Regions from separate parts of the Homo sapiens genome. Here all the other regions are linked to region 3. A link is a loop called in an ENCODE intact Hi-C map of the cell type or tissue named here. Cell type or tissue: mammary epithelial cell. All regions are shown on one strand.

The links. Hi-C counts contacts between places; a loop is a spot of excess contacts. Peaks named below come from ENCODE experiments on the same cell type or tissue, not always from the same donor. Only the 100,000 strongest peaks of a DNase experiment are listed, where the experiment ranks them.
Region 1: a loop joins it to region 3, with 3 times the contacts of the local background. A loop is called at or near these places in 3 of 110 quality-filtered maps.
Region 2: a loop joins it to region 3, with 9 times the contacts of the local background. A loop is called at or near these places in 2 of 110 quality-filtered maps.

The regions. Positions count from the first base shown.
Region 1 is chr1:242,627,573-242,632,572 of GRCh38, reverse strand. No RefSeq gene overlaps it. Among named protein-coding and RNA genes, the nearest start is that of PLD5, 110 kb to the right of the region's middle. RefSeq lists an enhancer at 2,343-3,542. In mammary epithelial cell, no CTCF peak of the experiment used is centred here; a DNase peak (open chromatin) is centred at 2,972; H3K27ac peaks cover 1,006 bases.
Region 2 is chr1:242,638,665-242,643,664 of GRCh38, reverse strand. No RefSeq gene overlaps it. Among named protein-coding and RNA genes, the nearest start is that of PLD5, 120 kb to the right of the region's middle. In mammary epithelial cell, a CTCF peak has its summit at 2,533 (motif pointing right); no DNase peak of the experiment used is centred here.
Region 3 is chr1:242,521,349-242,526,348 of GRCh38, reverse strand. PLD5 (phospholipase D family member 5) reads left to right here and starts at 1,652. Exons shown (of 10, transcript NM_001372062.1): 1 at 1,652-2,261. The coding sequence starts at 2,073. In mammary epithelial cell, a CTCF peak has its summit at 2,231; DNase peaks (open chromatin) are centred at 1,498, 1,948, 2,198 and 3,898; H3K4me3 peaks cover 2,697 bases; H3K27ac peaks cover 1,814 bases.

The DNA.
Region 1 (5,000 bases), 110 kb before region 3:
GGTGAATGAAGAAGTGGATGAAAGGCCTCATTTGTCACTCTCTGTTGTTAGAAGTGCACTGTCAGGGTCAGAGGCACCAGGCAGCCAAGGATCCTAGCCCCCAGGGATAGAAATAACCACAGCCATCAGTTGTGGGCTTCCACTAAGCGCTTTGTGTATCTCTCTTGAGGGCATGATGTCACATCAATAGTAAATGTGAGCCTGCCTTGGAGGCTGAATGAATCTGACTCAGTTCTGTGTCCCCAGAATACCTAGGGCAGTGCATTATGCATAGTGGATAATCCAGAAAATAGCCATTGAATGGATAGATGAATGGTGCTCCTTACAGAAGTATGTACATGCCTCATAACCTAAAGGTACTCATGAAGAAACCTCAAAGTAGAAATCTCTAAAAGTAGAATTTCAGACACTATACCAGTATTACCTGGCAGAGACACTGTGGAGGGCAAAGGAGACTTTCTGAGGGTCTTTGAGTCACTCATTTGTTTATTTAAAAAATATATATCCACTGGGTGTGGTGGCTCCCCATGTAATCCCAGCACTTTTGGAGGCTAAGGTGGGGACACCACTTGAGGTCAGGAGTTCGAGACCAGCATGGCAAAACCCCATCTCTACTAAAAATACAAAAATTAGCCAGGTGTGGTGGCACATGCCTGTAATCCCAGCTACTCAGGAGGCTGAGGCATGAGAATTGCTTGAACCTGGGGGACAGAGGTTGCAGGGAGCCAAGATTGTGCTGCTGCACTTGAGCCTGGAAAACAGGGTGAGATTCTGTCTCAAAATAAAAAAATAATAAAATACAAAAATAAAAAAATATATTGGGGGCCTGATATGTGCCAGGCACTTCTCCAGGCGCTTGGCCTATGCCAATGAACAAGGCAAGATGCCTGCCCTTCTGGAACTTACATTGTAGGGGAGACAGTAGCAATGGTTACAATAAATAAACTGTAGAGTGTGCTTAAAGGGTAAAAATTCTCTGGAGAAAATAGAAGCAGGGCTGATAAGGGGCTCAGGAGTGCAGGGGGCAGGGTGATGTCAATGGGTGGCCATTCATTGGTCAGCGTAGCCACACGGTAGCTGCAGAGTCTGTCCATGAGGACAAGGACACCTACATAGCTGAATTTGCTCAAGGAAGGCTGTGTGTACTTAAAAAAATAGTTTAAATCTACGAAACCAAAACATTACTTCCCAAAGTAAAGGGAAAGGCAGATGATAAACAACTTCAAGAAGTTTTAATGAGCTCTGCTTACAAACACTTAAAGAAGTAGGACAGAACAGAAAGAGAGTAATTTGTTTGATTTGATGAATTCCTGCTGTAAACTTTAATGTGTGTTTTGGGTAATTTGAGATACCTTCATAATAAGTGATATTCATTGCCACTGAATGAATGATTTGAAAATGGACCATCGTCAGCAATGTAAGTTGTGTTTGGGAAGAGCCAAGGTTGGTTGTCAGGCTTTGGGCCTGCTGCTTATGTTAATATTATAAAGAGAAAATCCACCTGTAAATGAAGAAAATAATACTTAGGGGCTGTGTTCTAACCAGATGGACATTGGAAGGTTTGGAACAAATGTATGCAGTAGAAAAGGATGAGATCATGTAGGGTTTGTCTTCAGTTGTAAATAAAAGGCATTGCACTGAACTGCTAGATCAAGACATTCTCTGGTACTAGAATTGTGTTGTTATTCCTGCAGGTGTGATTGTAAAGCAAATACCAGTGTCCAAGGAATCACATTGCCTCAACTATCTTAGTGAGCTCTACATCTCTGGAGAGGCCAGCTCACTTCCCTGGTATGGTGCTTTTTATTAAATGGCTTGAATTCTTGCAATTGTAGCCACCTACAATCTTAATTATTCTCATCGACTTTTCCTAGTCTCAAGGAAGGTGAACCCAAGCAAAGGGGTAAGGGTAATTTGATGAGGACGTCAAGGGTAACAGAATCTTCTTATTTCACTCCTATCTGATATAATGACTAGAATAAAATCTTGGAGCTTTTCATTCAAAGTCAATGAAAAGACCTCCTAGATATTTGAATAAAATACAAATAAAAACACTATGTAGTAACTACACATATCAAAGAAATGGGTGTACTCAGGTGAAAGCTCCAGCTTCATAAACAATTTTTTGCTTTTCTTAAATGTACCAAATAAGACATAACAAGAAATAAGCTTAATTCTTTAAATAAATAAGTTACTATTTATTACTACTTATGCATATTAAGGGTATTTAAAAATATACAAATTATAGACCTACTCTTTTGAAAACAATCAGAAAATTATAGGTAAGCAAAAGTAAGAAAATATTCATAATATTATCACTGAGAGATGAACACTATTCCATTTTGGTATATATTTTTTCTAGAATCTTTTCAAAAGTCTGATCTTAATTTACATATTACTTTATAACGATGATAACCATAAAACAAATGGTCAATTATTTCCTTCATGTGTGTCTCATATGGTTTTTTATCATATAATAGGCACTTCTGAAAGACACTACACTTAAAAATTGAAAATAGATAAATGAAAATGACCACAAAACAAAGGGCTAGTGTTTGACAAAATTTTTAGGAGGAAACGTAAGATAAAATCTTTGTGACATTGGATTAGGCAAAGTTCTCTTAAACGGAACACACAAAAATATCATTCGCCAAATGAAACAAAAAGCATAGACTTCCTCAAAATTAAGAATTTTTGTAAAATAGATATCTGACAAAGGGTTTTCATCCAAAATATATCTTAAAAATCACTCAAGTAGAAGACAATCTCCCTACCTCCAGCAAAAACTGGATAAAATATTTGAACAGATGCTTCACAAAAGAGGAGATGTGAGTAGTTGCTGTGATGATTAATTTTATGTGTGAATGTGACTAAGTAATCCACAGGGTGCCGAAACATTTGGCCAAACCCCATTTTGGGTGTGTCAGTGAAGGTGTTTCTGTATGAGATTCACATTTGAATCAGCAGCTGAGTAAAACTGCCCCCGTAATGTCCATGGGCCTCATCTGACCCACTGAAGACCTGAATAAGAGGAAGCTTTGCCTGACTGAATGCTGAGCTGTCAGCTTCTCCTGACAAACGTAGCCATTAAGCACATAAAATATTAGTCATCAAAGAAATGCAAGTTAAAACCACAAAGAGTTGCCACTATACACTTGGTAGAATGACCAAAGTAAAACAAACAAACAAACAAACAAACAAACAAAAAAAAACTGACTATACCAAGTGTTGGAGAGAATGTGAAGCAACTGAAACTCTCCTACACTGCTTTTGGTGTATTAAATGGTACGACCACCTTAGAAAGCAATTTGGCAATATCTTATGAAAGTTAAATATGCACTAATATAACCAAGCACAATCATCTGGAGAGAAGTGAAGATACATGTTCACAAAAAGACATGTACATGAATATTCATCATCATTCATAATAGCCAAAAATGAAAATAATCACATGTTTATCAACTGGCGAATGATAAATTGTGGAATATGCATGCAACAAAGGAACAAGATATTAAACACAGTAACATGAATAAATTTAAAAAAATTTTGCTGGCCAGGCGCAATGGCTCATGCCTGTAATCCTAGTGCTTTGGCAGGCTGAGGCGGGTGGATCACTTGAGATCAGGAGTTCAAGACCAGCCTGACCAACATGGTGAACCCCGTCTCTACTAAAAATACAAAATTAGCTGGGTGTGGTGGCACACGCCTGTAATCCCAGCTACTAGGGAGGCTGAGGCAGGAAAATCACTTGAACTTGACAGGCGGAGGTTGCAGTGAGCCGAGATCACACCATTGCACTCCAGCATGGGCAACAAGAGCGAAACTCCATTTTAATAATAATAATAATGATGTAAAAATTGTGCTAAGTGGAATAATTCAAACACAAAAGATTATATTGTATGATTGCATTTATGTGAAACACTAGACAAAGTAGGTCAAAGAGTGACTGAGGGCATTAGATATGGAAGGGGATGGTGGTTACATGACTGTATACAAGCTGTACACTTTGAAAAGATGAATTTTATTGTATATAATGTAAGCCTGAATCAGCTGGAAAGAAGTGGCAGAAGATACATGAAAGTTACCACAAAGAAAAGAGCTACTTTTCGAATGCCTTGAGCATGCCAAATTGCAGAATCAAAGGGAGGTTTTGTCATCTTTTTCCGTTAGCGTCAATATCACCTCTGATAGATATGACTTTCAGAAGACACTGCTTTGGTTTGATCAGTAATTTTTATTTGTCTTTTGGATTCACAGAGATAACATTCTAAGGAGCACTCAATTCTTGCCACAAAACCTGAACCTTGTCTATATTCAATATCTGTGAGGTGAAAACCACAAAAGAAATAGGGATGGAATAAAGGGGAGAGGAAGTGCAATAAACATTGCAAAATCAAAGGTATTCATAACAATGAGCTAAAGTGCATTCAAATCAGCAATTGTGTAATAGCTGAAGACCTTATGAATTGTTCTTTGCCTCAGAGATGTGACAATTGCTGCTTATATAAAGGCCACAGATACACAATTTAATTTAACATTTATGGAGTCTTTACAAAGCACTAGACCTTTGCTAGGTCTTGGGGTTCAAAGATTGGGAGACATAGAATATGTGTCCTCAGATGATCTAGTGAAGAAACAAGCACTCCAGAAAATATTTACAATTTCAAGAGTGGTTATAAGGGAGCTTTATATAGAATGCAATGACAAGGGCAGGCATAGGAGTAATTAATTCTGCCTAGATATTTGAATCATGGCCTCACAAGTATGACATTTGAGCTGGAGTTTTTCAGGTGAGCAGGAAGAAAGAGAATTCCATGCAGAGGGAACACCAGGACCAAAAGAGTGGTGGTGAAAACATGCATAGGAGATCCAGTCTATAGGGAACATTCAGTAAGGATGTCAGGTAAAAAAGACAATGGTAAGATACAAGGCTGGCAAGGGTCACGCAGAGAAGGGCCATGCTTAGTGGTTTTTAATTTATTCTGCTTGAATGGAGAGCT
Region 2 (5,000 bases), 120 kb before region 3:
TGTCTGCCTTGCTTTCTAGGTTTCCATTTGTGTATTTAGAGTTTCCCTTCTTCAGACAGTTTTGCAGGCCGACTTATTAGACGGACAGCATTTTTCAATTATTTTCGTCACTCTTCTGAATCCTGGTCAACAACCTCCTTTGGAAACACTGACAGTGGTGGAGCATGGGACATTTCACTTATATGAACAAATGTCTCCTGGATAATGGAATGTTGCAGCTTGAACATAATAACAAAGGCCTGTTAGCCTGTCCAATCTTTTGCTAAATCAACTTAAAGAGAAATAGAGAAAAAAGTGCCTTTTGTTCTCAGTGTGAATATGTTTGATCTAGGTTACAAGAGGTTCGTGTTCAGTTAGATAACCTGAAAGCAAGTCTTAGGTGTTGTGTCAGCAAACCCTATGAGGCTCTTCTATATAGAAGACAAGACTTACCTGCAACCAGAGCAGACATGTTAATGTGGAGAATTCCAGTGTAGACCTTTTGTTTCTGAGCAAAACTTTAGTAGAAAACAATCCATAATGCTATGGTAGAATCACAACCAGCAACACCTCCGGGTTGTAGAGCTCTGCATGGAAACTGGATGTATCCATGTTTAAGAGCCATACGAAAGGACAGAAACACAGAGAGTAATATTTCCTATGTGAAATTAAAGTTCTTTTCTTGAGTAGACAACCTGAGCCACATGACACAGGTTTCAGGAATCAGAAATAATTCTTTGCAGAAAATCAGTGATTTGAATTGTTTATTGATAAGACTGAAGCAATGGAAAGATAAGCAAATACAGAGCTAACAAATTGACCAAGGTAATTAAATATGTATTGTATGATACATATTTACAAATACAAATATGTATTTGTATACAGATATAATACAAATATGTATTATATGATAATAAATATGTATTGATTAAGTCTAGATGCTATCATACTTAGCTGTGAATGGTAATCTTGAGCATGCTTAAGGAATATGCTGAGACCAGTGTTTCCTATCCCGACATATCCCCAGTTTGCCATTTAAATAGGCTCTGAAAGTGTCACATCATAGTTGGCTGGTTTTCTCAGCTAGGTTTCAACTAGAGAGCCAGGATAAGGTAAGCATAATACAACAACCAAGAAAAGCAAAGTGAGAGAAGCCAGCACATATGCAACAAGAAGCGGCTGGTCTGCTTGAGGGTTGAACAGGGTGAAGAGGAAGATGCACTGCAGTGCGTTCTGCCAAGTCCTCTGATGTATCATGGAATAGATGAAGTGGAGAACCCCTTGGCTACATCAACTTCCGATGTGGTTGGCTTAATTCAGTGATTATCATCAATGGTTTAAAATACTTATCTCAGTTAAATACCTATTGTTTGAAACCTATCGCTTAACTATCCTAGATCCTGGAACTACAGACAAACCATCTTAGGGTCTCTAGAGTAGATTTATGGTGAAAGTTCTTACCCTTATATTGAGGTACCTTTTATATCCAACTGAGCTTCACCGAAAGCTGGGAATCTCCTAAGAGCCTTATGAAAACTTGTGCATGAATGTGTAAATTTATGCAATGTTATGAGAAAGAATTTCCTAAGAGATAGATTATAGATTTCATCAGCTTCTAAACAACTTTATGATTATAAGTTTAAAAACCACATTATGTAGAATTTTATCATACATAATCCAGAAAGTTAATGAAAACAAAGGAACAGGGAAGGCCCCTAACTTACTGGACTGCTGGAGTTATAAATTCAGAAGAAATATCTACTGTTTGTTTATGAATATAATTTTTAGTCTTTAGTCTCAGACAATGCAGTGAGGTACATAGTAGTCCTGCATCAAGATGAAATTTAGAAAAATTTCACAGAAGTAGTATTTGGTTTATATCCCTGTCCCTAAAAACAGCCACCTTAAGTTGGTGGCTTCATCTCTAATCAAGCAACAGTATTACATCTTCTCTGAGCCAATTTGCCTGCTGAGATTCAGAAGCTCTCTGCGTGATTCATTCTGCATAAAATCATTTGCTTTTTGCTCGCTGTAGATAATTGGTTCTTGGCACCAGAACTTAAACTATTTAGAGTCCAAGTCTGTTAAAGTGACATTGAGATTTAGCTTAAACAAACAGAATCGAAGTCAAGGATATGTTTCTTAATGCTCTTGCTTGTACCTGTTAAAATTAAATTTTAAGATGCCAGCAAGCATTTATGCTAGAAATGGAAGTGAGACACTCTGCATTCTAATCCAATGATGCATTAGATTTGGTCCACCAAGGGAGAAGAGAGAAGACTGACAGCAAGGGCAGGAGTGTTCCCTCTTTGGGAAGGCATCAAAAAGGGTGAGACGTCCTGTGGGCTAATGACACTTGGTGCACAGTCCCACCAATCACACTTTAGACATGAAGATGTCAAAGACCCTGTGAAAATAAGACTTCTAATTTGAGAGGTAGCATATTAAGCACCGACCCTGTAGGTAGCGTGTTTTATTGTAGCATATTTTATTGACAGAAGTAACCTAATAGAGAACTCTAGCAAGCTCTGGAGGAATAGGACCTCAGACAGCAGCTATATGCCACTGGAGGGCAGAAGGAGAAGTGAAAATATTTTCAACTGAGAAGTGAGTGTAAAAACGACTATAATAACTAATATTTATTAAATATAATATGATAGGCATTGCTCTAAATAATGAAAGATAAATTAATACATATAAAAGACATGCCATTCTTTGGTATATGTACATGCTTAATATGTTAATTATTATTATTAAATTACTATTTTTATTATCAAGAGAAATCTAGGCAGTCCTTATTGCTTTGTCCTGGGTCCTGAAACTAAAGACCATCAACCCCAGGGTCTTTAGAGTAGATTTACAGCAAAGGTTCTCACCCTCAGATTCAGGTGCCCTTTAAGTCCAACTGAGAATTTTGAAGTTAAATGTAATATTTATTGAGGTTTAGGATTCAATAATGGTGAACGATTTGGATTAATCCATCTTCTAAAAGCAATTGTATGTAAGTTTATATCACAAACAAACATCAGCATCTTAAAGTACGTATTAATTTGAAGAGTTTAAAAGACAACAACCCCCAGGCTAATTGATTTTTGGATGGAGGGCTATAGCTGAGAGATGAGCAGACTATTGGAGCACCAAAGCTGCATATGCCCTGAATTCATTTGCTGCAGCAGCAAAGGTGGGATCTGGCTCCTGGGTTGTGCAGGGAAGGGCAGAAGCCAAGGCCCAGGGCTCACCGAAGATGGAGGGACTGGAACCCCTCAGGGTAAGCGCAAACCAGATCTAAAGCAATCCCCATCTGTACTACCAAGGCCAGAGGACTCTGGATGAGGCTGCGTTGGGGCTGAGCAAAGCAGAAGAAAAAGAAAAAAAGTTGGAAACTTTCTAAGAGGTTGTGTGACTTCAGACCTCTGCCCTCTTGCAAGTTGCATAAACCAGTAATAATACTGTCTAATGAGGTTAAAAGACAACAACAAAGACAAGATATATCAAGGATATCAGATATAAATAACATGTAAGTTGAGAGGGTGGTAAAAAGAATGTACGTGTTCTTATGTACTTGCATTGTCTTGGAGAAGAGTAAAGATCTGGATTAATTTTGAATTTGGATTAATTAAGCATACTGTAATTTCTAGGGTAAGCACTCAAATAATAGAAATGGTGTGAAACTTCCAGACCAGTGAAAGTAAAAATCGCATAATAAAACATTTTATGCAAACCAAAAAAGGCAAGAAAGAACAGTTAAAGAAACACTGAACCACTGAACAGATGGAACAAATTAAAAATATGAAATAGAATGGCAAAATAAATGAATTTGTAATTATATGTAAACAGAATGTTGAGTTAAAACACTATTATTTTCAGACAGTATTTAAAAACAAAGCATAGCATGATAAAATATAGCAATATGCTGTTTACGAGGCAGTTTTATACAGATATATTCAGGAAGGCTGAATGTAAAAATAGAGAAAAGCATGAACAACATAAACACTAAAAAAGAGTTAGTGATGCCAAACTTAAAGTCAAAGAACATTCCTCCTGATGAAGAGGTCCATTTCATAGGGGTAAAATTTCCATTTACCATTAAGATGCAATCATTTTTAATTTATAAGCACCAAGTAACATAGCCTCAAAATATAATTTAAAAATTGACAACTAAAATAAGAAGTGATAAGTCTACAATTATAGCAGGTGATTAAAGTGCACATCCGCAGGTACCATATAACATAGGAAGACAAAAGACCGCTAAGTTATAAAAGATTTGAACAGCATTATTAATATACTGACTTCACAGATATGTGCTAAACATTGCACATATCAACTTCTTTGTGCTTAGAGACTTTCCACACAGCTGAGTTCTAACACTCTTTTCAGCACCCTGGCTAGGGAACTTTCCTAACAATCAAGAGTAGATATTTTATATCGAGTACACATATATAGCTTGCGTACGGTCACAGGACACATAAAAAAATTATAATATCTACTCACTTGTCCCATCTACCTCAGGCCCTGCTCAAGTGCTCTAAGGGCTGAGGAGAGCAATATCTCAGAGCACCTTTAACTCATTCATGGGCTGCCAGTTTGCCCAACACAGTTGGAAAACTATGGCTTAGAGCATTCTCAGAGGCTGTGAGTGTGGGGGAGTGCTGGACTTTTTGCCACGGTATAGTCACAGGTTACCAAACTTCATATCCTGTGTTTCATTTGGAAAACCTTAAAATGCGTCTCTGGGCTGCAACCTTTCTCTATACCACTCCCTTCGTGGTAACAAGACTCCAGCATGATCCGCAGTGATACCCCCACGTCCACTCTGCTGCGTAGTCTCCTCCCACAGTGACTAGGCTGACCTGCGTCAGCAGTAACATGCTGCAGTCATGACAGTGTGACTTCTGGGGCATTGCACTGTCCGCCTTGTTCTCTTTGGGATCGCTCACCTGGGGAAGCCAGCCAGTGTGTTGTGAGAATACTTTAGCGTCCCCTGGAGAGGTTCACATGGTGAAGATCCAAGGCCTCCCACC
Region 3 (5,000 bases):
TGCAGTGCGATATCGGCTCACTGTTGCCTCCTCTTCCCAGGCTTCAGCGATCCTCCCGCCTCAGCCTCCCAGGTAGCTGAAACCACAGATGAGCACCACCACGCCTGGCTAATTTATTTTATTTTTAGTGTAGGCCCAGGCTGGTCTGGAACTCCTGGGATCAAGTGATCCTCCTGCCTCCTCCTCCCAAGGGGCTGAGATTACAAACCTGAGCCACTCCGCCTGGCCTTCACAGCTTTTCAATCTGGTTCATATCCTTGTTTTGAAGTGTAATTTCTGCTTCTGCTTCACTTTCCTCACTGGAAAGGAGGGTTAATAACATTTATCTTGCAGGATAACATGAGACTTAGAGATAGCCCACAGGTCGGGGCATCTATTGCACAATATAGTTCAGCTCCTAAGAAAACCAACCTAGCACAACCAAAATGTGTGTATTTGTGTTTAGTTGTTTCATCCCCATATTGAATGTGCACAGGATTTTATTTCAACTACTATTTTTACTATACCATTTTTTTAAATGGAGACTTTGAAAAGATATGAAACACAATCCCTGTCCTCCTAAAAGTTTGTGAAATCCCAGCCAGAATGTCTTTGAAACCGTCATTCAAGTAGGGCAGTTCTGCCGAGGGCTAGAGAGCCTTCAGTTTACCCTTGGCAACACCCTCTAAAATCCCCTGTATACCTCTCCAGCTTCCATACACTTCCCAAGCTTTTAACCAGACACGAGACACCCTGAACACCAGCTGTTTAGCATTTAGATAAAACCAAAAAATGTTTCGAGAGGTTGACTCCAAAGATAGCAAAAGATGAAGAGATTGAAGATTTAATCGCGAACAAGCCACCCTATTCCTAATAATCATCACGCTTGGCTGGGCCCCGAAGGAAAAGCCTGGACCCTAGGGGCCTAGAAACAGAGAAAAGAAACAAATGCACAGCAGTTGGGCCACGTCCACCTAAGGAACAGTCACCGCACAAGCGGAGCGTTGCAGAGGAGCCCTGGATCACCCTCCCAGGATCGGAATGGGTGCGGCCCGGGGAGCCCGGTTCTAGGTGGACACCGAGGGCTGGGGAGCAACCGGTCCCGCGTGCCTGCCCGAGGGGCTACTGCCCCCGGGCGTATTTGCATCGCCACACCATCGGATGAAAGTAGCGTGTACGGCTCCAGAAAACACATGTCTCTCGGCTATTTTCAGGGGGGAATGCTGGGCACCCTCTGCTCTAAGTCCCTTGGGGTGGGAAGTTAGTGAACTTTCAGAATGGGGGAAGGCGCAGCCCAAGCGAGCCGGGGGCAGGGTGAGGGGGCGCCGCTGGATAGAGATGGGGGAAGGGCGGAGGTGGTTTCCTGAGTGTCTCCCTCCGGAGCCATCCCCGCGCTCAGCCAGCAGGACCGAGGAGGCGCGGAGACGGCGCTCACTTCTCCCCTCGCCTGCCGGCTTTCCAGTAAAGATGCGCCAGGGAGAGGTGTAGCCTGCTCGGGAAAGGCGGGTGCGGAGCGGGAGCGCGGCCGCCCGGGCCTGGGCGCGGCGGGAGGGGCGGCGGCGGCTCCTCACTGCACCAACCTGCAGGCGCGGGCTGGCTGGGCCAGCCGCGGCCCCTCCCACCGCACCCCACCCCCGCCGCCGCCGCCGCCCCGGGAGCCGGCCCGGGTCCCAGTAGGTGCCGCAAGGAGCCGGCGAGCGGAGCGCCCGCTCGGGACCGCAGCCGCCGGGCGACGTCGCCGCCGCACCGGGCACTTCTGTCTCCCCGGAGCAGGTTCCTTTCCCTCCCTGTCCCCTCTCGTCCCCCTTCTCCCCGTCCGTCCCCCTCCGCCCCCGCCCCCGCCCCCGCCCGCACCTCGCCCTCCCTCCTTCCGCCCCGCGCCTCCCGCGATCGCCCCCTCCCGCCCGGCCGCGCTCCCAGCTGGCGCTCAGCACCCCGCGCTCCCCGCGCCCGCTCGCTCCTCCAGCTCCTCCAGCTCAGTCTCCAGCTCCACCTCCGGCTCCCGCTGGGCCTCCCGCTCGCCCTCCGCGCCCGGCTCCCCGCGCGCCCGTCCCGAGTCCGCTGCTCGCCGGCGGCCGCCCGGTCATGTCAGGATGGAGATCCGGCAGCACGAGTGGCTCTCGGCCTCCCCCCATGAGGGCTTCGAGCAGATGAGGCTCAAAAGCCGCCCCAAGGAGCCCTCCCCAAGCCTGACCCGAGTGGGCGCGAACTTCTACAGCAGCGTCAAGCAGCAGGACTACAGCGCCAGCGTCTGGCTTCGGAGGAAAGACAAGCTGGAGCACGTAAGGGCGACTCGCTCCCGGGGGCCTCGGCCAGGCACCTGCCGCATGCACCCTCCCCGTGGTGGTGGCATGAGCGCGCGCGGGGCGCGGGGGGCAGGCGAGGGGATCCTGGCAGGCGCCGACGTCCTAGGTCGGATTCGGGGGCTTCTCTGCCTGCAGTTTCTTGCCTTAATGACCGGGCTGCGGGGAGGGGAGGGCAGGTTCCCTTTCAGGCTCTTGGTCCCTGCCGACCCGACCTGCCCACCTGCGTCTCCCGGTAGGGTTCATTTGCACGGGGTTCTGGAGGTGCCTGTGCAGAGTGAGCACGAAGGGGAAGTGCCACCAGCGTGGCTCCGAGCAACCTGGCGTTGCATGGTAGTGGGCTTTAGAGCGGCGTTTGCCCGCGTCTTTGGGGGCTGTTTTACTCAGTCCAAAAACTAGCAAATTAACGAATGAGTAAAGTTGGCGCCGCTAGCGACCAGCGTGGACCCGCGCACAAGCCATTAGAGTTTTTTGCAGAGTGTCCGCTGGGATGAGCAGTTGGTGATCCTCTCTACTTGAGCCCAACTAGGGAGAGATTTGCGCGTTGCAAGGAGAAAGGCTAAAAGCGAGCGGATCGTCGGGCTCCCCAGAAATCCTCCCCTCTGGAGGGTGGGAGCCGGTGAGAGGGGACCTCTACTCCCAAGGAGTGCCGACTTCACGCGAAGTGAATTGGCTCTGGAGTTGAGCTCCTAAGGCTTGCTATTTTGAAAGAAAAAAAAAAAACCTTCTAAAAAGGCGTTTAGTGGATCCACAGTTTCAAATTTGATCCATCAGCATCTTCTTAAACCAAATGTTAAAATTAAACTAAGAGAATTATCTCAAGAGTGCAGCACAACTAGCTAAGGAGAAGATGCTATTTCTCCCTGCAGAGCTGCAGAATCCAAATTGAGTCTGCTAATGGAATGTGGAGGTTTCCTTGTATTTGGGTCAGGACGCCAACAATGATAAAAAAGATAAGACCAAGAACTCCTGGAACTCACGCATTTCCAACTGCTGCACCGACCTGCTTCCCATCTGCCCCCCAAAGCACTCCTCCTGGGCTCTGCAGCACCAACAGGCTTCTTCCCAGGAGGAAACACGCGAAGAAGGGGCATTTCTCTATTATAATAATCTGAAAGGAAGGTCTGTGCCTGCTTTCTGAGGGCCTGATGAAGTCACTGAAAGCTCTAATATGAAGCTTTGAGTTGGATAACAGCACTATTTTATGTGTAGAGAGCCATTTGCTAATGTCAAAGGGATGCCTCATATCCTTAAGACTATGGAAGTCGCTGAAGGTTTCTAGGATGGCAAGTTGTTTGAAAGGCAACGTATCCATTAAACATGCCCTCTCCAGAATTAGTGAAGGGGCTGGTGGTGTTATTAGTTTAAAGGGGGCAAACAGCATCTTTATGCATTACATGCAAAGAGCATGTAATCAACCAATGATGTGGCTGATTTTAGTATCAGGGATAACAGTCTAGCCTTGGGAGGGTGATAGAACGTATCTTCGTTTTAGTTTCACTCTGAATGTATGTTCTTTTGCAGTTTGTGCTTTTAGCTGGTCTATTTCCTTTATTCTCTTACTGAAAATCAGTGGTGCAGCCTTCTATGACTATGTCTTGAGTCATGAGCGGTGCACGCATTATACTTAAATGCTTTCTCACTTTTAGATTTTCATTGAAAGTATCAAGTCATACCATGTGTGCCACAGCAGTCTCACCTTTCTGCATGAGTATGGGATGCTCAGCCTCCTCTGAGGATTGGAGACCAGGGAAAGGAAGATGTGGTTATTTGAAAGCGTGTGAGCATCTATGCTTTCTTCTTCACTCAGATACTCCAAAAGAGAGCATTGCATACATTTTTAAAAAAATCATTCTCCTCATTTGATATTTAAATCAGTGTAGCATTTGTTTTACTTTTTCAACTACATTTAATGAGAGATGCATATATCTATTCTGATGTTTTTCTCTACACACCCTTTCAATTAGAAATGGGGCTTTAAATAAATTTATTGGTGGTATTCTCTTGCTCCTTTGAAACATCACGAACATTTTTAATGAATTAATATTAAAGAAAGTGCTATGAAAAATTAAATTAGTATACAATATAAATTTTTTTTGAATTCAAGAGCTAGTTGTTTATAATATACGTCATGTTGAATGCACTATAATATTTCAGGTAGTTTGATGGTAATTTCTAATAGAAATTAATGTTTGAGATGTCAAAAACCTATAACAAATGTAACCTGGTATCATTGCTACAGAAAGCATGAAAATCTAATGTTGACTTCATTGTAAACAACATTCTGAACATATATGGTACCTTCTGATTCATATGTTGCAGGGATTAGGATGAGTGTGTCATGTGAAATTCAAAGGTGATATATGGTAGTTTAAAAACACCCTTCTGGTCTGTCTAATCAAATGGATGGCCACTTTTTTATGATGTTGAAAAAATAAATTAATAATTATGATGGAGATCATATGCCTGAAAACAGCCTACTCAGTTATTTTGCTGGTGCTTTAAAAGCCAATCTAAGTATTAAGGAAATAAATAAGTTATGACTTCAAATGACACACATATTTGGTCATCATAATAACAGAATTCCCCTGAAATGAAATGTGGCAGTGTGTGGGCTCTGTCCAGACTTCAGAGGGATAGATTAATCTGAAAGTCAATCATGTGAGATAAAGCAGACAACCAAAGAATGGATTTCCACCCACTTTGCTAAAAGTGAGA